Linked DNA regions of Homo sapiens: all the other regions are linked to region 4. The links are chromatin contacts, found by Hi-C in ENCODE. All regions are on one chromosome and are shown on one strand. Each heading gives the region's core, a stretch centred on a gene start or an enhancer-like site at or near the end of the contact. The rest is flanking DNA. Distances are from core to core; before and after follow the strand shown.

What was found. Hi-C counts contacts between places; a loop is a spot of excess contacts on that map. Pooled maps may share reads with other maps.
Region 1: a map of naive thymus-derived CD4-positive, alpha-beta T cell shows a loop between it and region 4 (6-fold over the local background). The contact joins the enhancer-like site here to the promoter of LARP1 in region 4. A Hi-C loop is called at or near these places in 1 of 168 maps with a recorded cell type or tissue (naive thymus-derived CD4-positive, alpha-beta T cell), 2 of 37 single-sample maps with no recorded cell type and 8 of 50 pooled maps.
Region 2: a map of sigmoid colon shows a loop between it and region 4 (7-fold over the local background). The contact joins the promoter of SPARC here to the promoter of LARP1 in region 4. A Hi-C loop is called at or near these places in 2 of 168 maps with a recorded cell type or tissue (chondrocyte and sigmoid colon) and 4 of 50 pooled maps.
Region 3: a pooled map shows a loop between it and region 4 (6-fold over the local background). The contact joins the promoter of TNIP1 here to the promoter of LARP1 in region 4. A Hi-C loop is called at or near these places in 2 of 37 single-sample maps with no recorded cell type and 7 of 50 pooled maps.
Region 5: a loop to region 4 is called in a map of CD8-positive, alpha-beta T cell, with 8 times the contacts of the local background. The contact joins the promoter of RNF145 here to the promoter of LARP1 in region 4. A Hi-C loop is called at or near these places in 2 of 168 maps with a recorded cell type or tissue (CD8-positive, alpha-beta T cell and naive thymus-derived CD4-positive, alpha-beta T cell) and 11 of 50 pooled maps.
Region 6: a pooled map shows a loop between it and region 4 (6-fold over the local background). The contact joins the promoter of UBLCP1 here to the promoter of LARP1 in region 4. A Hi-C loop is called at or near these places in 6 of 50 pooled maps.
Region 7: a loop to region 4 is called in a map of CD8-positive, alpha-beta T cell, with 6 times the contacts of the local background. The contact joins the promoter of GM2A here to the promoter of LARP1 in region 4. A Hi-C loop is called at or near these places in 2 of 168 maps with a recorded cell type or tissue (CD8-positive, alpha-beta T cell and ascending aorta), 1 of 37 single-sample maps with no recorded cell type and 15 of 50 pooled maps.

The regions. Positions count from the first base shown.
Region 1 is chr5:151,213,256-151,216,683 of GRCh38, forward strand. The region is part of intron 1 of CCDC69 (coiled-coil domain containing 69); the gene reads right to left. All of the region lies in intron 2 of LOC105378230 (a long non-coding RNA gene), which reads left to right. Among named protein-coding and RNA genes, the nearest start is that of CCDC69, 9.1 kb to the right of the region's middle. RefSeq lists enhancers at 313-362, 373-452, 1,233-1,282, 1,633-1,692. Within about 2 kb of position 2,141, at least 11 of the 41 ENCODE cell types and tissues checked have a DNase peak (open chromatin) inside an H3K27ac peak, as active enhancers do.
Region 2 is chr5:151,685,149-151,688,236 of GRCh38, forward strand. SPARC (secreted protein acidic and cysteine rich) reads right to left here and starts at 1,767. Exons shown (of 10, transcript NM_003118.4): 1 at 1,717-1,767. It overlaps CLMAT3 (colorectal liver metastasis associated transcript 3), which reads left to right. Exons shown (of 5, transcript NR_109873.1): 4 at 681-803; 5 at 1,234-2,762. RefSeq lists enhancers at 1-49, 878-1,707, 1,708-2,535.
Region 3 is chr5:151,079,348-151,082,469 of GRCh38, forward strand. TNIP1 (TNFAIP3 interacting protein 1) reads right to left here and starts at 1,687. Exons shown (of 18, transcript NM_006058.5): 1 at 1,533-1,687. RefSeq lists cis regulatory regions at 1,199-1,987, 1,487-2,256, a silencer at 1,252-1,921 and enhancers at 1,797-2,507, 2,222-2,281.
Region 4 is chr5:154,753,836-154,756,971 of GRCh38, forward strand. LARP1 (La ribonucleoprotein 1, translational regulator) reads left to right here and starts at 1,542. Exons shown (of 19, transcript NM_033551.3): 1 at 1,542-2,358. The coding sequence starts at 1,923. LOC112267936 (a long non-coding RNA gene) reads right to left here and starts at 1,185. Exons shown (of 2, transcript XR_002956231.2): 1 at 1-1,185. RefSeq lists silencers at 920-1,069, 1,320-1,659, 1,700-2,109, 2,150-2,229, 2,510-2,619.
Region 5 is chr5:159,207,803-159,211,269 of GRCh38, forward strand. RNF145 (ring finger protein 145) reads right to left here and starts at 1,751. Exons shown (of 11, transcript NM_001199383.2): 1 at 1,429-1,751. LOC107986468 (a long non-coding RNA gene) reads left to right here and starts at 225. Exons shown (of 2, transcript XR_001742943.2): 1 at 225-878; 2 at 2,057-2,350. RefSeq lists enhancers at 1-517, 117-166, 257-306, 417-536, 2,124-2,223 and silencers at 1,434-1,623, 1,664-1,953.
Region 6 is chr5:159,262,012-159,265,374 of GRCh38, forward strand. It overlaps UBLCP1 (ubiquitin like domain containing CTD phosphatase 1), which reads left to right and starts at 1,279. Exons shown (of 11, transcript NM_145049.5): 1 at 1,279-1,349. RefSeq lists enhancers at 504-1,011, 846-915, 946-1,255, 1,012-1,519.
Region 7 is chr5:151,251,487-151,255,045 of GRCh38, forward strand. GM2A (ganglioside GM2 activator) reads left to right here and starts at 1,699. Exons shown (of 4, transcript NM_000405.5): 1 at 1,699-1,811. The coding sequence starts at 1,731. RefSeq lists a silencer at 1,310-1,659.

The DNA.
Region 1 (3,428 bases), core at 891-3,390, 3.5 Mb before region 4:
TTATTTTTTGAGACGGAGTCTTGCTCAGTTGCCCAGGCTAGAGTGCAGTGGCGTGATCTCGGCTCACTGCAAGCTCTGCCTCCTGGGTTCACGCCATTCTCCTGTCTCAGCCTCCTGAGTAGCTGGGACTACAGGTGCCCACCACCATGTCCGGCTATTTTTTTTTTTTTGTATTTTTTGTGAAGATGGGGTTTCACCATGTTAGCCAGGATGGTCTCAATCTCCTGACCTAGTGATCCACCCGCCTCGGCCTCCCAAAGTGCTGGGATTATAGGCGTGAGCCACCATGCCCGGCCAACTACCCTCAAATTCTGAGCCTCACCAGGCAAGAGTGAATTAGGCAGAAGCAACTTGGATAGAAGCCGCCCAGCTATTCCCTACCTTGGGAATCCTAGTAGGATGGAAGGTAAGAGTAGCCCTGAGGGAGGTTCAGCCTGTCCTGCAGAGACTTGAGCTAGCCCTCTTTGGGAGCCATCACTCCATTCTGTTTGTCAGCCTTCAAGGCTTGTGTATTTCTGATTAAGTGCTTTGTGTCCTCATTGTTCCTGCTTAACTTAGAGAATTTAGTAATTAAAGAAGACTCCTTAAGAGTTCACCCAGCTCCTCCGTGTCCCATACATCACAGGCCTGGCTTCCTCTGAGCATGTAGTTCTATCACACCTATCCTGGCTGAGGAAGGCTTACGGGAACCCAGAGCAGGGTTGGAAGGGCCCCAGGAGGCAGCTGACTCCAATCCCCACCTCCTTTTTCCAGATAGAAAAGCTGAGGCCCAGAGGTGGGTGGGCAGATAACTTGTCAGAAGCTGCAAAGCAGGGAAGCAGAGCCCTGGGGAGAATCCAGACTCACAGCTGAGGCTAGAGTCCTTTCCGTCCCCCTGATGCCAGGGTCAGCTTTATCTGAGTAGCTGAGCCTGTAGGGGAGAGGTGATTCTAAGTCTCAAGGGGCTCAGGTCACACCCTCCTCAATATCAGAGCTGCCTTTCCGGTGTCTGGCCCAGCACCACTAGTGCTGGGATCTAAGTAACCACAGTCAGAGCCTATTGGCCGAGGGTAGAGGCAGGAAGGAGGCGGGGAGTGTGGCCCAAGGGGCCCCACTCCAGGGCCTTCGGGGAGGAAGGGCGGGGCCTAAATGATCAGGGCTGTTGAGAAATGTTAGTGTTCACACCCGAATTACAGAAGCTCAGACAGAACACCATAAATACAGGCCTTAGCCTCCCCATCTCTAAGATGGGCAGAGATATTCTGCCAAAGTAATGCCTGAATTTGATGTCATTGAAACTCAAACACTGCCAGGGACATTAAAGATTTAATTCATCCCCTTCATATCATATAGTGTGTGGTCAACATTTCCTCACTGGCTGGAGGACAGTCCAATGTGATTGTACAACCAACTTAAAGTTAGAAGTGCCAGGCTGCACCACTCCGCTGCACCGGGGACACGGCCTATGCTCTGAACACCTGCAGGACCCCCAGAGCACACAAGTCAGGGGCGGATGTGGTCTCCACTGCTCCTATCTGACCAACTGATGAGGTGTCTCAGGGGAGCAAAGGACCACTTCCTTCTTAAATACCCCTGCACCTGGTGAGCCAGACCACAGCAGACAAGCATCAGAAGGGCCTTGAGTGCAAGGCCTCACTTCACAGACGATGACACTGAGGCCTAGAGAAAGCCTTTCTAATACACCTTATTTATTTTCTTCCTCCCTAGGGCTCCCGTTTTCTTGTCCCATATCAGCTTCCCAGGGTGTCTGCTAGTTCTGGTTGCCTCAGAGGGCCTGGAGCTGGCAAAAGCACTAGACATTATTTCTAGCATTTGGGTCAGCCTGGCAGGCAGGACCCTGAAGGAGCTGGACAGAAAATGGTGTCAGTAGCTGGATGGGGGTGGGGAAAGAGACAGGCTGAGGGCCCAGATACCTGTCTCCCAGTCCAATGGCAAACTGGAAGGCCAGAGCCAAGGTCCTAGCTTGCCATCTGAGGCTGAGCGCCTGGATACCTGTCTCACAGTCCAATGGCAAATTGAGAGTCCAGAGCCAAGGTCCTAGCTTGCCATCTGCTTGCTGTGTGACCTTGAGTGGACACTCTTCCTTTTCTGTGCTTCTGTACCCTCCTCTGCATGGCATGGAATTGTGCAATGGGATACGTAAGAGCCCTTCTGGTTTTGACATGCTGTGGATGGGGAAGAAGGGGCAGAGTGAGGTCATCTTGCTATCTCATCTTCTGTCGATCCTGTCCGGCTTGTTTGCTCTGGGCAGGGCAGAGGCAGTTTGACACACTCAGCTGTTAGCTCTGGTCATGGAGGGGGCTTCTCTGGAGAGCAGGAAAGGAGGGTCCCTTGCTCAGGAGGCCTGGGTGAGAACCTGGAGCCCTCCACACCATCCCCTGTTCTTCAGCAGACAGTGTAAGGGTGGTTGTAAAAGAGAGGGCGGGATTGCCTGAAAGCAGAGAATGACAGAGCTCAGCCATCTCCCAAGTTGCACGCAGCATGCTCCTAATTCTACAGTAGCACTGTGAACAGAAATAAGTACCCATTAGTGAGGACAAGGAGGATGCACAGGATGCTCAGGGCAGGACCATTTGCAGTAGGGAAATGCTGTAAACTGAGGACTGGCTGGATATACTCAGGGACATAATACTATGTCATTTCATTCATATGTTTAAGAGAGTGAAGTAGACCTTTATGTACAAAGATGGAAAGGCATTTGGTAAAATACCAATATCCAAACTAAACTATTTCTTTTCTGTCACCCAGGCTGGAGTGCAGTGGTGTATTCTTGGCTCACTGCAACGTCCACCTCCCAGGTTCAAGCAATTCTCCTGCCTCAGCCTCCCCAGTAACTGGGACTACAGGCATGTGCCACCATGCCCAGCTAATTTTTGTATTTTTAGTAGAGACAGGGTTTTACCATGTTGACCAAGCTGATCTTGAACTCCTGACCTCAGGTGATCTGCCCGCCTTAGCCTCCCAAAGTGCTGGGATTACAGGCGTGAGCCACCATGCCCGGCCAACTATTACTAATGATAAAAAAATGCATAGGAAAAAGTACCTAGAAAAGCACAAACTGATAACAGTTGTCATCTCCAGAGAATGGACTAAAATTACTGTGGTCAAGGAAGGGTAGCTTCCATTTTACATTTTACCTAAATTATTAGGATTTTTTTTTTTTTTTTTTTTTTTTGAGACTGAGTCTTGCTCTGTCACCTAGAGCGAGTGGTGTGCAGTGGTGCGATCTCGGCTCGCTGCAGCCTCTGCCTCCCAGGTTCCAGCGATTCTCCTGCCTCAGCCTCCTGGGTAGCTGAGATTACAGGCACGTGCCACACGCCCGGCTAATTTTTGTATTTTTAGTAGAGACGGGGTTTCACCATGTTGGTCAGGCTGGTCTCAAACTCCTGACCTCAGGTGATCCGCCCGCCTCAGTCTCCCAAAGTGCA
Region 2 (3,088 bases), core at 517-3,016, 3.1 Mb before region 4:
TGATTCCTTCTCCAGGCAACCCCCTTCTTCTCCTCCCTCCCCCTCTTTGCTCTAGGCTATGTCGATGTGGCAGCTGATAGCTGAGAGTTAACTCTCTCTTTCCTCAACCACTCCCTTTTCAGAAGGCTTCATCCTCCAGCAAATACACACATTTGTTACCAGTCCTCACTCCATCCCCACGTCATGCCCTCTAATCCATTTGAGAATATCTTAAAGCTGAAAGCTGTGACCACCCATATTCATCCTCTCTCTCTCTCTCTCTCCCTCTCTCTCTCACACACACACACACACACACACACACACACACACAGTGCATACAATTTTTAGGGGCTTAGAGATGGCTTGAGGCCCATTCAAAGACCACTCCATAGACCCTGGTTAAGAAATCTTCCTTTGAATATTTTAGAGGACACAAAGCACCCCAAAGAGCCTTCAGTTTCAGCCTTCTTTCATTACAGATGGGGCACTAAATCCAGGGGAGACACTTACCTAAGATCACACATAAAATGCATGCCCGAAGCCTGTGTCCTACTTCTGCTTTGCTTCTCACTAAACCACCAGCACTTGGGGCGTATAGAAATTTAACTCTAAAGCATTACTAGAGAAAACATTTTCTCTAATGAAAAAAATGCTGTCCTTTCCTGAGGAAAATGCATGCCTCTCTGTTCCCTTTTGGGCAGACTGGGAATCCTGGAAGACATAACTCATCCCAGTGCCCCCCTTCCCTTGGAGTCCTTGGAGTCCCTTTCCCTAAGGAAGTCCACTTGACAGCCAGTTCACGGAGCCAGTGGCGGCGAAGAAAGGTAGTGGATTTGTCTGAAGAAGAACTGACACCCTGACAGGCTGGACACTAGTCTTGGGTGGATTACGGAAGGGGACCCTGGAATTCTCTCCCTCTTCCCTTCCCCCTTTCCCCCTTCTGAGAATATCTCCCCCAGCACACTCCACCTCCCATTACACCCATGTCTTGGTTGACGATATCTGATGTCTGGGTTTTCAGATCTAGATAAACTAAGGGCTACTGCCTGTGTTTACCATCCCAAGGAACTCAGGACAGGAACAACACCTAACCCAAGACTGAGGTTGTGATGGTGCCATTTCAGGCAGAATGGTGCTGAAATTTGTGTATTGGGGGGACGGAAGGTGGTGTTTGGGAGTGAGGAGAATTAGAGGAAAACAGAAGGCTTCCCAGAGGTGTGGATTAATGGTGAAGCCTCCCCCTTTGCCTTTCAGAGATCAACTGATTGTTCGTGCAAAGTCCCTTTTGGAAAACAGAACCCCTGACCGAGATCTGGAGGACAGACTCCGGTTGCTGGCCAGGTCCCTGTGGCAGCTGTGATGGGATCAGATTCCCAGGAAAGGAGGAGGCTGCCACATTTGCAAAGGGAGCAAAGAGGACAGGCAGGCAGCCTCTGAAACCAGAGACAGACACAGAGAAAAACAGAGAGTGAGAAAATGCTCCCCCGAAGACATAGTGAGATTATTTTCTGTAAACCTGTAAGGGAAGACAAAGTTACACAGTGAGTCCACCTTCTGAAAAGCAACAGGCAGACAGGACCGAGGGCCATGCTCTTAAGGGGAGCCGTGATGGAGCCGGGAGGAGAGGCGCATCCTCAGCAGAGCTTCCCTCCCTTGCACACGAGCTGACGGCGTGAACGGGGGTGTCGGGGTTGGTGCAACTATAGAAGGGAAAGGCTGGGCGGGGGTCACACATACCTCAGTGGCAGGCAGGCAGGCGGCAGGCAGAGCGCGCTCTCCGGGCAGTCTGAAGGACCGCGGGAATGTGGAGGGGTTTAGAGACAGGCAACAGGAAACCACTCAGAGCTCTGGGCTGGGTCTATCTCCCCTCCACCCCGTGGTCCCTCCTCCTCCTGTCTCCTCCTTCCCCCGGCCTCCTCCTTCTCCCATAGCCAAAGCTGTCTCTGTCTTTCATTTCTTTCCTCCTCTTTTTGCGGTGGGCTGTCCTGACCAAACGTCCCAACCCTGCCTGCCTCATCTGTTCCGGGGCTGCTGCCTAAACCGACTCACAGAGTGCCAGGGCTGGACAGGCCTGGAGGGATGACCCAGAACAGCCTCTTTCTTGTTCAGAGGGCAAGTGAGGCCTGGAGACTGCAAGGAATTACCCAATGGCCCCCAGGGGCAGAACCAGGCCCAAGTGTCTTGATCTTCTAACCAGTGAGCTTTACAGGAGTCCTCCCTAATATTAGGCAATGCTGAGAAGGGCCAAGCAATTCAAGGGGGTTGTATTTGCCACAAAGGCAAGGCCAGGACTTACCACTGTACAGACAAGACAAGCTGCTACTAGTGGTATCATCCTTGATGATTTGGAACTGGTCTTAAAAAAAAAAATCCCACTCAAACTCCACTTGTACCACTAATAGACACATAAGGGATTAGACATCTAGCTGGTGGACCTGTGCCACCAGTATTGAACAGATAAGGTAATTGATGATATTGATGATAATCATAGGAGTAACAATAGCCAAAGTTTACTGAGGATTTAATAATCTTCACAGCAACCCCTTATCTTAGGCATTGTAATTATGACCATTTTAATAATAAGGAAACATAGATGCTAAGTAACTTGCCTATGATCACCTGGCAAAAAGTGGTATGAGAGGGCTGATTCTACGTTTCAACTTGGGTCACTCCTGTTATATATGAACTGCTCAGTGCAACAGGTCTTGGTTGAATGTTTATTTTGTGCCTAACACTCTGGGAGGTATGAGAATTAATAAATACCTGGTCCTTGTCCTCAAAAAGTTTTGTGGTTTCCGGTTTTTTTGTTTGTTTGTTTTGTTTTGTTTTGAGACAGAGTCTCACTCACTCTGTCGCCCAGGCTGGAGTGCAGTGGTATGATTTCGGCTCACTGCAACCTCTGCCTCCCGGGTTCAAGCAATTATCGCGCCTCAGCCTCCAGAGTAGCTGGGATTACAGGCGCACATGCCACAACACCCAGCTAATTTATTGTATTTTTAGTAGAAATGGGGTTTCAACATGTTGCCCAGGCTGGTCTCGAACTCCTGAGCTTGGGCAATCCGAATGCCTTGGCTTCCCAAAGTGCTAGGATTACAGGCGTGAGCCACCG
Region 3 (3,122 bases), core at 437-2,936, 3.7 Mb before region 4:
GCGGGGCGGCTCACACCTGTGATCCCAGCACTTTAGGAGGCTGAGACGGGCGGATCACTTGAGGTCAGGAGTTTGAGACCAGCCTGGCCAACATGGTGAAACTGTCTCTACTCAAAATACAAAAAAATTAGCCGGGGATGGTGGCGAGTGCCTGTAATCCCAGCTACTCGGGAGGCTGAGGTAGGAGAATCGCTTGAACCTGGGAGGCAAGTTGCCGTGAGCCGAGATCGTGCCACTGCACTCCAGCCTGGGTAACAGAGTGAGACTCTGTCTCAAAAAAAAAAAAAAGATTAAATGAGATACGGAATGTAAGCACTGTGCCTGGCACATAGTAAGCTATTAGCATTATCAGTTTTTTCACTGCCTCAGTTTCTTCTGTTGCAAAACAGAGACCACCACGGGGATGCTGAGTTTGTACTAATATTCTACCCTCCTAATACAATTCTACCCTCCTTTGTCAAGGATTTTTTTAAAACATTCTGAGTCCCCTTTTCTGACCTCTCATCAGATGCCGAATTCCCCTCTATCACACCCCATTGTTTGGAAAATGAGTAAGTGCTGATTAAATCCCATTTTGACCGTACTGTGAGAAAAAAATGATGCATTAGGAATCTACACATTTCCCTGCACTGTCATTCTGCAAGGGGGTGGGGAAGGACGTTGCTGATTCTTCTGCATCATCCACAAAAGTCCCTCCCTCCCCCTACCAAAACACAATCTCTCACCCAGTCGCACAAAATTCCCATCTGCTCCTGTACGCACAATGAATGTACAATGCACACGTGCACACAAATGTCCTACAGTGGAAAGCTCAGCCTTCATACTCCATCCCCAGAAGCACTCCTGGAAACTCATCCATCCTGCACATGCACACAAATGCCTCCAACAATGTGCATACAAAATATGTTCAACAGAAATAGTATAGTAGGAACTCTGGAGCCAAATGCCTGAGTTCATATCTGACTTTGCAACTCACAGCTGTGTGACCTCAAGCTCCAAGTACCTCGGTTTCCTAAAGTATAAAATGGAGATAATAACAATATTAATGTTTAGGATGGAAGTGACAATTAAATGAGTCTAATACACGTACAGCGTTAAGATCAGCACTTGGAAAGCGCCCAATAAAAATTATTATTTTCCTCCTCGTGACATATGTACACTGCTTCCACAACTTGATACGAAAACTCCTGACGCCGCGTAGGCAACTCGTCTCCACAGGATAGACACCCAAAGGGCCGCAGCGCCGCCCGCACCCGGAGGGTCTGCGCTCTCTACAACCGCCCCACGCCGTTCCCAGGCGTGCTACCCCGCGCAGTGCGCACGCGCGCCCCCCACCAGGCCCAGCGCCAAGCAGGGAGTAGCGGCTCAGCCCGGCTTGGCCGCTGGCGGAGACGCCCCGGGACCCCGCGCGCCGGGCCTGGGTGCACAAGCCACCTTCCCCAGCTCGCTCCCCGCCGCCACCGAGGCTCTGGACGATCTGGGCCTGGCCTCCCTTCCTCCCCTCCATCCCCGCTCCGGGCCGGCCGGCTTACCCGAGGACGGGGAGCTTGGGGACACAGCGCCCCGCTTGCTGCGTCCAGCCCCGAATCCAGGGACGGGGCAGCGGCCCGGGCAAGGCTCCGGCCCCCCGTAGCACTCCTAGGGCTCCTGGACGGGGGCAGGGCACCCGGGCCGAGGACGAGGAAGTGCCGGGGGCCTGGCCGGGCCGCCCCACCCCTGGGAAAGTCCCCGGAGACTGGCAGGCCACTCGCCCAATCGCGCCGCGCGCTCCGGGCGGGCCCGCGGCCGCCTGGGGTGGGACCGAGCGAGGTAAACACCGGCTGCCTGCGGTTCCGGGGGCCCGCGGTGTCTCTCGTCCCTTCGGCGGCCTTCCCCTCTAGGAGCGACTTCCCTGGGGCCACCGTCCCGGGCCTGCGCGGCGCCTTGCCGCACTCCCAGCGCCGGAAGCCCCTGTCGAAGGCCTGGGGCCACCTTGAAAGCCGGAATTTCAGAGCGGAGGCGAGCCACAGAGACCACCCAGCCCCTTCCTTGTGCCGAGGGGAACACAGGCCAGAACAGGGAGGGGACCTGCCAAAAGGCACGTAAGCATTTGGCCCTAAGCCAGAGCTGGAGCTCAGGCCCCCAGAGTTCCGTCCAGGGCACTCCAGGACTCTTCTTAACAAAGCTATAGAAATTCCGAGCTGAAAAGACCCATAAAGACTCTACCGCGAACATTTTTTGCTCCAGACATTGTAAAGGATTCCCAGACATCGTAAACGCTTTGCTCCAGACATTGTAGATGCTTTGCGTGCATTATTTTCTTCGCACAATCACGCTAGGGAGGTGGGTTTTACTACCTTTTCTTAAATAATATTTGAGTCACAAAAAGGTTAGATGACCTCAGTAAGGGGCTGAATCAAGATTCAAACCCGGGTGGGCAAATCCAGAGGCCGCCTTCCACCCTACCTACTTATATGTGGGCTAGATAATCCCAACAGACTGGGATTTCCTAGACCGGTAAGGAACATAAACTTGCTTTAAGGGTAGGAAAGCTTTTTAAAAGCTTATCCTTTTATTTTTAAAAAGAAAGAAAGCTAAATTTTAATTCCAAAAAGTGGAAGGTCTAACCTTGGAATAAAGAACAGCTCTTTAAACTAAATATAGCTTTATGAAAAACCTATTGCAAAAGACCCATTTCACTGGTACTGTTGAAAACTTAGTCATTGACAGGCCCTCATCCTCAAAAAGAATTAGGGGAAAGGATTTGGGGAACTGTTTAATACACACCCTCATTTTACAGAAGAGAGACCCATCAATCAACTGTGACTTCGCAATAATACACACACAGATACTTGCCCAAATTATATACCTAATCTGGGGATTCTCCTATAAGGCTTTGTAACCTCCTAGGGTTCCTTCAGTTAATTCAACGGTGTTATCAGATCTTCAAAACGATATTCATTCTAGTTTAATTATGAAAAGAATTACACTTATGCCTTGATTCAGAAGGGAGGGAGGGAGGAAGCGATGCAAACTCCAAAGCACCACTGAGTCTCACCACTGGGGGATCCTACAGAGAAACTGGGAATCCTGGCCCTGGTTTACATAGCAGCTCCCAGGCATCGTCTCCACCCATCAGGTCC
Region 4 (3,136 bases), core at 292-2,791:
GCTTTGCTGGCTGGGGCAGTTCCAAGAGGCTTTTCATTCAGTCTTCTCCTAGATCCAGCAGGTCGTGTGCTCTAATTCTTGTTTTGGAGATGGCCAACATTCCAGGCTGTTATGTTATGTGAGCACGTGGGATCACAGCCAGTCAGAAGCCAGGACTTCTCCAAGTGAAGTCATAAGCACCAAAGGGATCTTGCTAGACACGCAGATTTCTGGGTCCAGTCCCAGACCGAGCCTGATTCCTAATACTTTGGCATCTGCGTTCAAAGAAGTCTTCCCTTATCACCCAAACAAAAGTAGCCCATCTAGTCTAACTGATTACCACAGTTTAACTATTGTCTTCATAGATACTAGACAATAATTTATTACTTGTTTATTGTCTCTTTCCCCACCTTAGAATAAATTCCATGAGGATAGGGACTTTGTTAGCCTAGTTTATACCAAACCCGTTTCCTAGAACCCTGCAAGGCCCCCACAGTACGAGGTCAGTAAGTATTGAATCGAATGTACACTGAAGTTTGAAACTGCTGTCATACACTGCTCCTTCATTTTACAATAGAGAAACTGAGGCCCACGAAGCTGGAAGTCACTGCTGCAGAGATGGTAAGGGGGCAGGGCCAGGATAAAATCTCAGATCTCAGAAGTCCCAATCCAGGGACGGTTCAACTCCGCCCAAAGCAATTCTTTAGAAAAAAAACGACATCCACTTGAAAGAAAAGACATTTCCTGCCCATAAATACAAGGTTTCGCGGCGGGGAGAAGGGCCTGGCCTGGGTGAGGGCTTTAGTAATTCCGTTCCCACTTCCTAGGCGCCGGCTGCCCGCAAGGGCTAAAGACTCGCTTTCCAGGCCCGGAGTTGAACCCATCTCCGGGTAGTGTCGAGGCCAGGCCCAGCGGCGGCGAGGCGCGGAGCACAACCCACTGAGGTGCGGACGGCTCACCCAACCAAGGTCACCCGGGCGGGGACCGAAGGGGCCAGGCCCGCCGGGCACAGGGGAGGGGGCGGCGTTGGCGCGTCCTCGGGGCGGATGAGGGTCCTCCCTTCGGCCTCCTAGAAGTCAGGAATGACACTAATGGCTCCTTCCCCTGAATCTGACACCCAGCCTAAAGAGCACGAGCAGGCCCGGCAGGCCGCGTGGCCGGGTCCCATGTGCTCCACCTGAGGCCGCTCTCACGCGCTGGCCCTTTAAGATACCTCCCCTCCTCGCCCAGCCTTCTCTCCTATCCCCGTCAGCGCCCCCACCGACAACTCCCGAATTGCATCAGGCACGTGCTCGCCCCCGTCCGGTCTGAGCGTCCCTACCCCCAGCCCGGGAGGTGCTCTGAGGAATCGGAGACGAGGGGCGGGGCGAGGGGCAGGACCGCGTAGCCGTGCGCGCGCCGTCCCGCCGCCTCCTGCCCGCCCGTCGCCCAGGGCCCGGCCAGCGGCGCGCCCCCGCTGCGCCGTCCCCTCCCCTCGCCCGCCGCGTCGTGAGGCGCGCGCCCGCCCGCCGCCTGCCGCGGATCGCGTGGTCTGCTTGGCTCGCCGCGCCTCTCCCCCGTCCGTCCATATTGCTGCAGCCCCCGAGCCGGGAAGCCCGGGCCGCCCCGGGGGCGGGGGGGAGGGAGGGACGGGACTAGAAGCCTGCCGGGCTCGGGGTGGGGGCGTCTTGCGAGGAACGGGCGGGGGGGGACGCACGCCTAGGAGGCCTGGACTGCAGAGTGGGGGGCCTTCCTCCCCCCCCGCCCCGCTAGTGGGCCTCGGATTTACGGCGGCTGCATCTAACTGGGAGGGGGCCGCACCTCGCGTGAACCCCGACCCTTCTCTGCAGGGACTGGGGCCCAGCGCCCCGGAGGAAGGCGTCGCGGGCGCTCTGCTAGCCAAGTTCGAGGCGGGGGAGGCAGCCTCGGGCGCGCCCGGCTTCTCCGGGGGGGCGGGCGCGCAGATGGCCACTCAGGTGGAGCCGCTGCTGCCTGGGGGCGCCACGCTCTTGCAGGCCGAAGAGCACGGGGGGCTGGTGAGGAAGAAGCCGCCGCCGGCGCCCGAGGGCAAGGGCGAGCCCGGGCCAAACGACGTCCGCGGGGGGGAGCCGGACGGCAGCGCTCGGAGACCCCGGCCGCCCTGCGCCAAGCCGCACAAGGAGGGCACCGGGCAGCAGGAGCGCGAGAGCCCGCGGCCGCTGCAGCTGCCCGGCGCCGAAGGCCCGGCCATCAGCGACGGGGAGGAGGGCGGCGGCGAGCCAGGCGCTGGCGGAGGAGCTGCCGGAGCCGCGGGCGCGGGGCGCCGGGACTTCGTGGAAGCCCCCCCGCCCAAGGTGAACCCGTGGACTAAGAACGCATTGCCGCCGGTCCTGACCACCGTGAACGGACAGTCCCCCCCAGGTGGGTCTCCCTCCTTGCCCTCCTGGGTCCGGGGGCCTCTTCCGGGGACATGGGAGTCCCCTCCCCCAGCACCTCCAGGGCCCCGGGGTCTGCTACCGGTCATGGTGACTCGGGACTTTTTAAAATTGCCTCCTGGTTGATCCTGGTCGCCGCGCCCTCCCCCCCACCGTACACTCAGGGACCTGCCCCTGCCCGAGGGCCCGGCCTCCGGGAGGCTACGGCCACCGCCTGGGCCGCAGCGGTTAGTGGGCAACGGTGTGGTTCGGGCCTACCTCGTCGGCAGAGGGTGGGCGCTGGTTTCAGTGAAACGATCCCCACCGCATGCTGGTGTAAGAGACGGTTTCTGGTTTGAACCTTCCTCTGGAAGCCCCTCTTCCCACCCCGCCCGGCGCTCCCCGTTTTGGTAGCGTTGCGAGCGTCCCCATGTTGTAAATGTTTAATGAGCATATGTCACGGGCAACCCAGTGCCCGGCGCGGAGTACATGCTGGCCGCACGGATGCGGGGATTAAAAGTTAACAAGTTTTGTTCTCGGGGAGATGAAATTGGGCTTTAGAATCGCCATTTGGAGACGGGTTGAGGGGTCAGTTGTGGGGAGAAGAAACCCATCGTGTCATCGAATTCGGTGGTTTCCCTCCCCGATCCCGGGCACCTTCCGCCTTAAGAAGGAGCCCGATGGCGAGTGTGCTGGGGGAGCCAGTTAGGAGGTTGGCGGAAAATGTGAGGCGGGTGAGGGGCCTGCGGCGACTTGAGGGGCGTGTGGCGGCGGGGGAGGGAGTG
Region 5 (3,467 bases), core at 501-3,000, 4.5 Mb after region 4:
CCAAACCGCAAAGACAGGGAGTCTACTCTGAATACAAAGGCCATCTTTCAACTTAAGGAACAGAGAGAGGAAATAAAACTGCTACCTCTGCCATCGGCCGCTCAGCCTGGGTCACGACTGCAGCACCGACAGCTCATTCTTTTGGGCATGATTCAAGATTCAGTAAAACTGCACACTCCGTATTTTAAAAAATAAAAAGACACACAGTCCTCTCCTTCCCTTTCAGACTAGTTTCCTCTTTACTGCAGACTGCGACGCAAGGCCATCCACTAATCTTTGATGCCTGCTCACTGCACAGGCCCCTTCCTCTCTCCCCGCACCTCCTCCCACAACGCCTGCAGATCTCAGATGCGTTTGAACTACAGTAACCCCAACCCAGCTCGCGGCAAGCAGGCAGCGCAGCAGCAGTAGCAGCAGCAACCGGGCCGCCGCCGCCGCGGGGCTAAGAGATTACGTTCAGCAAAAACTCTTCCAGGAAAGAGGCTCGAGAGCTCCCCTCCTATCTCGCCAAGGGTGCTGACTCTGTCGCGCCACGCCACGTACCAAAAGGCTCGCGAAGAAAAACGCGGGCGAAGTTCAGCATCCCCGAACAGAAAGGGAACTCATTCCAGAAAGGGGGTTCACGGGTCTGAGGGTCCTTGGGTGGGGAAAGCAGTATTGGAGGGAGAAGACAGAAGGGATGGCAAGACAGAGGAAACCACGGGGACAAAAAGGAAGGGATGAGGAGCCCTCTTACTATAAAAGGGACTGACGGACGGGATGCAGAGCAATGGGCCCCCCTCGAAAAATGGACTGGCAGGCCCTTCCGCACCCCCAAACAACCTCGCACCACCTGAAAGCGGGGAGCTTGAGTTTGGGGCTGCGTAGATCAAAGCAGGGTAAGACGAAGGGAAAGAGGGAGGGGAGCTTGGAAGCAAAGTGAACAAAGAGGCAAAAGAGGCAAAGTTGGAAATGGAAACGAGAAAGGGAGCTGGAAAGGGGCCGCTCTGGAAGGGTCTTGAAAAAGGCCTAGAAATGGGATGCTGGGGAGGCAAAGGGGGACAGCCCCGAGGAAGGGCATCTCAGGAATGTAAGGGAGCGCTCCAGGCCCTGGGAAGAGGAAGGGATGGGAGGGCGGGGAGGCAGCCGAGGCCCGGGAGCTGGAACAGAGGGGGCTTTGCGCGGGGCCCAGGAGGGGAGAGCAGGGTCGGAGGGAGGCGACCACCGCGGGAAGAGCTAGAGGATGGGAGGGAGGGGTGCTGCGGCTGAAGAGGGGATGTGGACTCCTCCAATGCTAGGGAGAAGAGGGAGGTGAAGCGAGATAAAAGGAAAGGGGCGAACAGGGAGAAGAGGAAGGAGCCTGCGACGCGATGGGGGAGGGGAGGGAGGCCGTGGGAAGCGGCCGGGGGGCGCGGGGATGGGAAGGGGCCGGGCGGGCGGCGTGGTCACCTCAGGCTGCGGACTCCCTCCCTGGGGAGCGGCGCTGCCGGCGGGCGGGCTCCGCAACTCCCCGGCTCTCTCGCCCGCCCTCCCGTTCTCCTCGGGCGGCGGCGGGGGCCGGTACGGCACGGCTCACAGCGGCGGCTCTTCTGCGCCGAGCCTCGGATGTTGCTTCTGGGGAGGCGGAGGCAGCGGCAGCGGCAGCGGCCCGGCCCGTACGGTCACCATCGTCCGCGGCAGCAGGCGCTCGCGGGCCGAGCCCCTTAGCAGCCGGCGCCGGCGTCGGCGGCCATGGCCTCCTGCGTTTGCTCCTCCCGCCCCCGGCGCTCTGCGGCGGCCGCGGCCCGACTTCCGCACTCTGCGCCTGCGCGCGGCCCAGCCAGCGCGGCGCGCCCCTCCCGCGCGCGCCCGCGCTCACTCACAATCGCGCCCGCGGAGTGCTTTCCGCACCGCCTCCGGTGCGTGGGCGGGAGACATAAGCCTAGCCAAGCCCATACAGCCCGGCTCGGGTGGCTATGGAGAGGCGTACTGCAGAGACACCTGGACGCGCACTGTGACAGGCGCCATTCTGACACACGTGCTCTCTCACTCCCAAACACCACGGGCCGCAAGCGCTCACACCCACACTCACCTGCAGGGACCACGTGGGAGAATTTGAAGGGCTGATCCTGTCCCGGTGCATTCGCAGTAGCAATGATGCGAGAATTCGTTTTAACCTCGTCACTGACTGGACTAGACTGTAAACTCCTTGGCGTCTGGGATGGCTCAGCCGTGCCCAGCACCAAGTGCAGGCACTCAAACCCCTGTGGAGTAAGTGACTGGATGAATGAATGCATTGGAACTGTTCACTGAGTATCTGTAACAATTTTGATCCCATGGTTTGGTACAAAGAATTTTATTGCAGTATGAAATTAAATGGTGTTTGTGTGTTTGTCTTGTCTTGGTCTAAGGTTCAAAACAGGCTAATGTATGTTTTCCCCTCCCCAACGTAGAGGAGTTCCACTTTGTCTCTGTGCCAGTCTCTATCACAGAATGCGCAATCCTACCCTAATTTAAATGTCCACACCTTTTAGGGCAGGAACTGTTGCCCAGAATACATAGCCTGAAGCATATTGTGTGTTTACACAACGATAGTCTTCTGGGCTTGGCAAGACTTCTCATTCCCCATTTGTCTGCCACTCTGCCTCACCACGACCTTCTGCAACCCCCACTTCTATCTCCCCTGCCTTCCACCATCACCAAAACCCCTCCACTGTTTCTTGCTTTCTCTTTCGTTAGTTCCTGGGGAGCCAGTTGCTATGAGCACCTAGCCTGGCCTTAGATGTTGAAAGGGCCAGTGTACACAGAAGATACACACCCAGTGATGGGTAAGATGTTGCAACTATACTGGGTCATGCTGAAATTGTGAAGCCTCAACTTCTTCATGTGCAAGAGAAATTAATGTACTGTAATCTCGATGTCTGTGTTGAGGACCCTCCTTGTAAATTCAAGTCTCTGGCCTCTGCCCTTTGAATGGTAAACCCCCAATTCTGAACACTCTTGTATCCTGCTGAAATTGTGAAAGCAAGCTCTGTATTTAGAAAATGCAATCCCTGGAGGTATCAGTCAACCAAACTCTGAGTAACTTGCCTTCCATTAGTTTGATAGCTCTGTAGGAATCAAGTGTTTAAAATGTGTGGGAATTGTGTACATAACTCACTATAACCACCTTTCATCCAGGTGCCTCAGACTACTTCACCATAGTCATAAATCCTGTCACATCCCAGTGATGCAGTTCATGAGTCTCTTAATCTAGCCTGGTAAGTAAAAAAATTACAGAGGTCACATGAATAATGACTGGAATAGGAAATGGACCAAGATAGCAAGGCCTTATCTTGATCCCCTCCCTGTTTTAACAACTTTACATCTGACTGAGTCAAGAAAACCTAAGGCCAGAAACAGATTACAAAGAAGTCAAAATGAACGTAACACTAAATTCTAACTTTATTTATTTATTATTCTTGGATAAATGGCAGAATCCTGAAAATGTGATTCTAAAAGGAAGTATG
Region 6 (3,363 bases), core at 29-2,528, 4.5 Mb after region 4:
ATAAATTATTGATTACTATAGTCACCCTACTGTGCTGTGGAACGCTACAACTTATTCCTTCTGTCTAACCATATTTTCGCTCCTTTTAACTTCTCTTCATCTCCTTCTCCCTCCTTATCCTTCCCAGCCTCTGGTAACCACAATTTTACTCTCTATCTCCATGGAGTCAACTTTTTTTTAGCTCCCACATATGAGCACCAAACTTCAATGTAAGACCCAAAACTATGCAGCTATTCCAAGAAAACGATTTGAGAAAATGCTTGAAAATGTTGGTCTGGGCAATGATTTTTTTTTTTTTTTTAATTAAGACTTTCTGAAGAAAAGGGCATACTTTTCACTGAAAAAGTTTGAGTTTTTTAAATGAGCAGATACTCATGCATTACTAGTGCAGCCAAAAATTATCAAAAGTAGGGAAGAATGCAAAATAGCGTGTGCCTCTTAACTAAAGAACTGTTAAGATACAAAACTTGGCTCTTTGCTGCCTTTCCCGCACTGCCAAGAGGGAAACATGAATTAGTTACATTGCCGTGGTGCTCACTGGGAGTTCGCTGTATGGACCAGATGGGTACTGCTCCGAATTTCCATTCAAGTCTGACATTCTTTTGTCAGCGTTTGTGTAACCGGTTTTCCTTGCATTCAGAGGAAAGACAGCATGGAAGTATGGATGGGAAGGTTGAGACGATTGGATACTGTATGGTAACCTCGATCGCAGCTCTCCTATGAGACTTGCTTCTTGGATTCTGAGTCACTTAAGCTTGCCCCTTCTCTTTCCTGACCCTCTTCCGTTTCCCCTTAGATTGGAGATTCTCCTCAGATTCTAAGTCTCTGAAATTATTAGTGTTGGCAGCCCCTGGGCCCATGGAGGGGTCTCAAGTCTTCAGTTCTCAAAGATCACCTTTTAAGCTTCATTCGGAACATGACACAGCCACACGAGTCCTAGCCCTGAATCTCACGAAGACCTCAGTACACCTGGAAAAGGCAGCACACCCAGTTACGACACTACTAGAGACGTCACACGCCTCAGCACCCATCCGCTCCCAGCCCAGAACGAGCGCACGCGCAGAACGAGAGAGCGGCCACCCAGGGATCGGCGCTATCTGCACAGCGGTTACAGTCTCGGAAAGGCCTGGCTTCTTCGTGGCTTTGTGGAGATCCCTTACAGCGGCCATTTGATTAGCACCCGAAGAGATTCAAAGGAAGCAGTTGTTCCGTCCCCAACATATTTCCGTTTCAAACCACCCACTTCCGGTTTTTCAGCCGGTTCCGGTCCCGCCCTTCACTTCCGGTCGCTTTCGGTCTCTCAGCGGCCGGTTTCTGCGTCCGCTGCCGCAGGTTCCACCGCGCTCCAGGTGAGGGGTTGCGGGGCACCCTGGCGCGCTGCCCTTGGAGACGCTGTTGGGGCTCGGGGACAGTGGCTTTGCGGCCCGCGCGGCGTGGCTTGCACTGCGGCGGGCTGGGGATAGTGTCTGTCCTAGTCTGACGCCCAGGCCCCTAGCCCCGGCCCGCTTAGTCGCGGGGGCCGCTGTCCTCCCATCCAGCAGTCTAGCCTATTTGGAGGGCTTTCTGTTTCCCAGTGGGTTTTGCGTCCCCAAACTTCATTCCTCCGTCTTCTCAGGCTTGTCCATCCCTCCCCTCAACCTCCTTGTTGAAGGCATCCCGGCCTTTTTGGTTCTGGAGCCTCCACCTGCCTCCTAATGCTCCCCTAAGTCAGTTAGCACAGCCCCCGACCCTGCACCACCTCGCAGTTGTTGCTGGTGTGCGGTTCTCGCCGGAGTTCTTAGTGCTTCACGGTTATCTTTTGCTGGGATTGTTGAAAGTTAACCTCCCGTTAATTCCCAAAGTGTTACTTTTACTGCTATACTTTAAAATTTCTTCATTTGCCACTTTTTAGGTTTGTGGTCCCGGGCAAGTTTAATTTCTTTTCAGGATTCTCATTTGTATAATGAGGACAACAGCTGTTGGTTCAGGATTGTGAAGCTTCAATGAGATAATTGTTTAGCATGTTTTTATTCCATCATGAACACCATTTGTATTGTGTTTTACAGTTTACAAAGTGCTGTCACAGGTGTTACTTCATACCTTAACACTACTCCTGTCCAGTGAATATTAGTAGCCTCATCTTGTTGAGAAGACTGAGGCCAAGAGGTGGATTGACTAGGCAAAGTCAACACAGTATGTTAGGTAGAACTCCAACCTAAACAGCTATTCTTGACCCTAGGTTGACCATATGGAAGTGTATTCTTTGCTTGCTTGTTTGGGTTTGCCAACTTCACTCCTCCCCACACCCCAAATCATTTTTCAGCTTATAAATCTGATGGGATCTGAAATGATACAAAATACTAAGAAAGAAGGTTAAATGTGAAAGCAAAATAGCTCATGCATTTATATCACACTGCTTCATTGGTGTGAACGGTCTTAATGATGAAATAAGGTTCAGTAACTTTTAAACAAATCTTAAAGACATATGCATTTACAATTTTTATGGTGTTTGTTTCGCTTGGCCCTTTAAGGCATTTGCCAACTTGGAATTTCCACTTGTGGGATAGGTGCTTCGTAACGTTTTTATGCTGCTTTATTAACCATATAGAGCCCATGCCCTCTGGCACATTTTTTTTAAGGCTGAAAACATTGAAGAGCCTGTAGTACTGACTCTCAAATTTGAGCATTCATCAGAGGTGAGGAGGACTGACCTTGTTAAAACACAGATTCCTAGGTCCCTTCTCTCCACCCCAATTACATTTCTACCAAATTACCAAGTGAGGTCAATGCTGTTCGTTAGCCCAGGGACCATGCTTTGAAAACCACTAGTCTAGAAGAGCAATCACTTGTCCAGGGTCACCTGGAACTCAGATGATTTCACTCCAAACTCTGCACTACTACGCATCACAATATATGCGATATTAGTGCTGGTTGCCTTTCTAGCTCTCGTAGGATTCCCTTTTATTCTTATGTCTTACAGAAAATATTTAAACTGTATTTCAGTTTAACTCAAAAGGTCCACTTTTAATTGAAGAATATAACATTTGTTATAGTTCTGTCTAAAATGGAATACGTTACCCTAAATTAAGACACTTGCTTTACATTTTCAGTAGAACACATTGTAAACATAGGAGTAAATATACATTTATAGTTCATATTTGTATTCATATATGAGTAAATATAAATATGAATTTATGGCTCTCTCTTCTAATTGGCCTTTTAGTAGGAGACACTGTTTTTAAATTATTTTTGGAAGTGGAGATTAAAAATTTAACCTCTTTCTTGCAGTTGGTCCTAATAGTTGCATGAAGAGTGCAATCAAATGTTTCATCAAATAAGTGAAAGCATTGGAAATACCAATACCTTGAGATTAGAAAATCCAGT
Region 7 (3,559 bases), core at 449-2,948, 3.5 Mb before region 4:
GGGGGTTGTAAAGAGAGTAGCCTCTGGTCCTCTTGTTACTTAGGTGTGGAAAGTTAGGGTTTTCCTTTCGATTTAGTTCTAGGAAGTCAGCGTGAAATGGCCTTAGGTTCCCTGCCTGCAGACTCTATTCTCCTACCTCAGTTGGGCTAGGTGAAAGGGAAGAGTTGATCAGAATGGGAGGATCATTATGTAAAGTATGGAGCTTAGTTAATAATAGTGTACCAATGTCATGCCCTCAGATTTAAAAAAAATTTTTTAATTTTTTATTCTTTTGCCACCTCCTTGTCGCTGGCAGTGCCCCCCAGTTATGCACAAGCACAAGCTCTGGGTCTGCAGTCTGAACCCCCGGCCAGGCCACGGGTGTCTTATCAACAATAGAGGAAACGAACAGAACTTTGTAGTATTTTTGCAACTTTTCTGTAAACCAAAATAAAAAGTTTACTTTAAAAAAGATGATCAGGTGAGTTTTAAATTCTACACATGCATTCATGTACTCAACAGATTGTCTATTATGCATCAGGCACTGGGTATAAATGAGTGCCTGCATCATGATGCCACCCCTTGTGTAGTTTACAATCCTGTGGTAAATTGGCGGTATTGGTAACAACATCCCTGTTTTTTCTAAAAGCAAATCTCCAACTAGTATATTAACCTGACAAAATCTTGGCTGATGGGGTGTCTAAAAAGAAGTCTTGCTCTATTCCTTCCTAGCTGTGCGACCTTGGCAGAGCTAACCTCACTGTGTATCAGTTTCCTCAGTGCTAAAATTGGGGAAGAAAAAAAAAAAGCATTCCCTTGTGCGTCCTTAGCATGCTTTCAAGCAGTTACTAAATGTTAGTTTTTATAACGGTTATAATTATTAAAAAGATACGGATTCGTGAAGTCAAGAGATCAAGACCGTCCTGGACAACACGGTGAAACCCCGTTTCTACTAAAAACACAAAAATTAGCTGGGCGTGTGGCGCGTGCCTGTAGTCCCAGCTAGTCGAGAGGCTGAGGCGGAAGAATCGCTTGAACCTGGGAGGCAGAGGTTGCAGTGAGCCGAGATCGCGCCACTGCACTCCAGCTCGGGCGACAGAGCGAGAGTCCGTCTCAAAGCAAAAAAAAAAAAAAAAAAGACACACATATGGGGAAGCGTAACATGGCAGAGAGTCTGACATTTTTGTCCGGAAGGACTTGGGGATGAAAACACTGAATCCGCGGTTTCCCAAAGGTCCTTCCAAAGGTGACGGCCCCGGCACGAGTTCACAAACCACAGCTCCGCCCCATCCCCTGCCCGGCCCCGCCCTTCCCAGGAGCTCTGCTCCGCCCCGCCCCCGACTCCGCTCGGCCCCTCCTCGCGCCACGCCCCCGCCCCTCCCGCGCGCGCAGCTCCGCCCCGCCCTCGTGATCCCGCCCCAACCTCGTGCTAAGCTCCCTTCCGTTCCAGCCGCCTTCAGCCCCGCCGCGCTCAGTTCCGCCCCTTTCTCTTCCAACTCCGCCTACGCCCCAGAGAGGGAAGGCCTTGACACCTACGCTAGAGAGACAGGCTCCAATGAAAAGAGCGAGGGGGCGGAGCCGGGAGGAATCGGTCCAATTCTCGGCCGGGAAGTCTCTGGCCGGGACGGGGCAGGGCGAACCTGCCAGTGACTGGACTCAGCTTCTTTGCGTAACCAATACTGGAAGGCATTTAAAGGCACCTCTGCCGCCACAGACCTTGCAGTTAACTCCGCCCTGACCCACCCTTCCCGATGCAGTCCCTGATGCAGGCTCCCCTCCTGATCGCCCTGGGCTTGCTTCTCGCGGCCCCTGCGCAAGCCCACCTGAAAAAGGTGAGTGCACCCTCTTTTAAGAGTCTGTTTGCAGCCTCCTGGCCCAGCTACGGGTGTGCGGGTCTGGCTGAGATATGGGGGTGGCCACTCCGTTCTCTAGAATTGGTTCTCTGCACTAGAGCCTTCCAAAGTAACTAATTATGGGATTCTGGTCTGTACAATGAGGGTGGCCTCTAAAGACTTGTTCTGCTCCAGGCCCTTTTTGGAGAGATTAATCTCACGTCTGCACTCTCCTGCCCTCCCTCCAAGCGCCGGAGTGAAAATGCAGACAGCCTTAAAACTAAGGCATTGCCCCCAGAGATTCAGTCCTGTTAACCCTGCACCTTACTCCTGACCCCCACTCCTTATGTCCCCCATGATAAGGCCTGCTGCCTCATCTCTTCCCCTGCTCGAATGCCCTGAGGTCTTCCTGAGAGTTGGGAGGGTTTGAGAGCTTTTCCAGGCCAGAGGATCCAGATTTGCCCATCTGGTGACAAATACCCAGGCCTGTGACCCCGCTGCCCTTGGTTATGAGCCACTGAGACAACAGTCCCCGTACCCTCCAAGCTTCCTCCTTCACTTCTCATTGACACCGCTTCTTCCTTCACTTCTCATTCACACCGTGCTGCAGATCCCTGGGAAAGGGAAGTTCTGTAATCCCTTCACCTGAAAAAGCCTCGTTCCTGGCTTATTGCAGCTAGCCCAATGTCTTTCAGATTCAATCTATGTTGTTGCAAATGACAAGATGTTCCCCCTTTTAAAGGCTGAATAGTATTCTGTTGTGTATATATGCCACATTTTCTTTATGCATTCAATTTGATGGATAATTTCTTCATCAAGTGTCTGTTGATGGATAATTTCTTTATCCATCAAGTGTCTGTTGATGGACACTTAGGTTATTTCCATATCTTAGCTATTGTGAGTAATGCTGCAATGAATATGGGAGTGCAGATAGCCCTTCGAAATGTTGATTTCAGTTCCTTTGGATATATACCCAGAAGTGGGATAATGGCTCATATGGTAGTTCTGTTTTATTATCTCATTTATATGCGGATTCTAACCAAGTTGAACTTACAGAAGTTGAGAGTAGAGGTGGGGTCTCACTCTGTCACCCAGGCTGGAGTGCAGTGGGGCGATTGTAGCTCACTGCAGCCTTAAACTCCTGGGCTCAAGCAGTCCTCCCACCTCAGTCTCCTGAGTAGCTGGGACTGCAGGTGTGGGCCACCAAGTTCTGCTAAGGAATAGGCTTTGAGATTTATTGCACACCAGGGTGACTATCGTCAGTAATGTATTATATACAGAAGCTCCTTAACTTTCCATGAGGTTATGTTCTGATAAACCCATCATAAGTTGAAAATGCATTTAATACAGCTAACCTGAGAATCATAGCCTAGCCTACCTTAAACATGCCTAGCCTACCTTAAACATGCCCAGAACATTTACATTAGCCTACAGTTGGGCAATATCATCTAACACAAAGCCTATTTCATAATAAAGTGTTGAATGTCTCATGTGATTTACTGAAGACTGTACTGAAAGTGAAAAACAGTATGGATACTAAAAGTACAGTTTCTACTGAATATTTATCACTTAGGCACGATTGTAAAGTTGAAAAATGGTATGTCAAACCATTGTAAGTCAGGAACTGTGTGCATTTCAAAACAACTAAGAGAATACATTTCACATTGCAGTGTACCCCATAAATGTATACAACTATGGTTTGTCAATTTAAAAAAAACCCAAGACCAGGTGCGGTGGTGCACACCTGT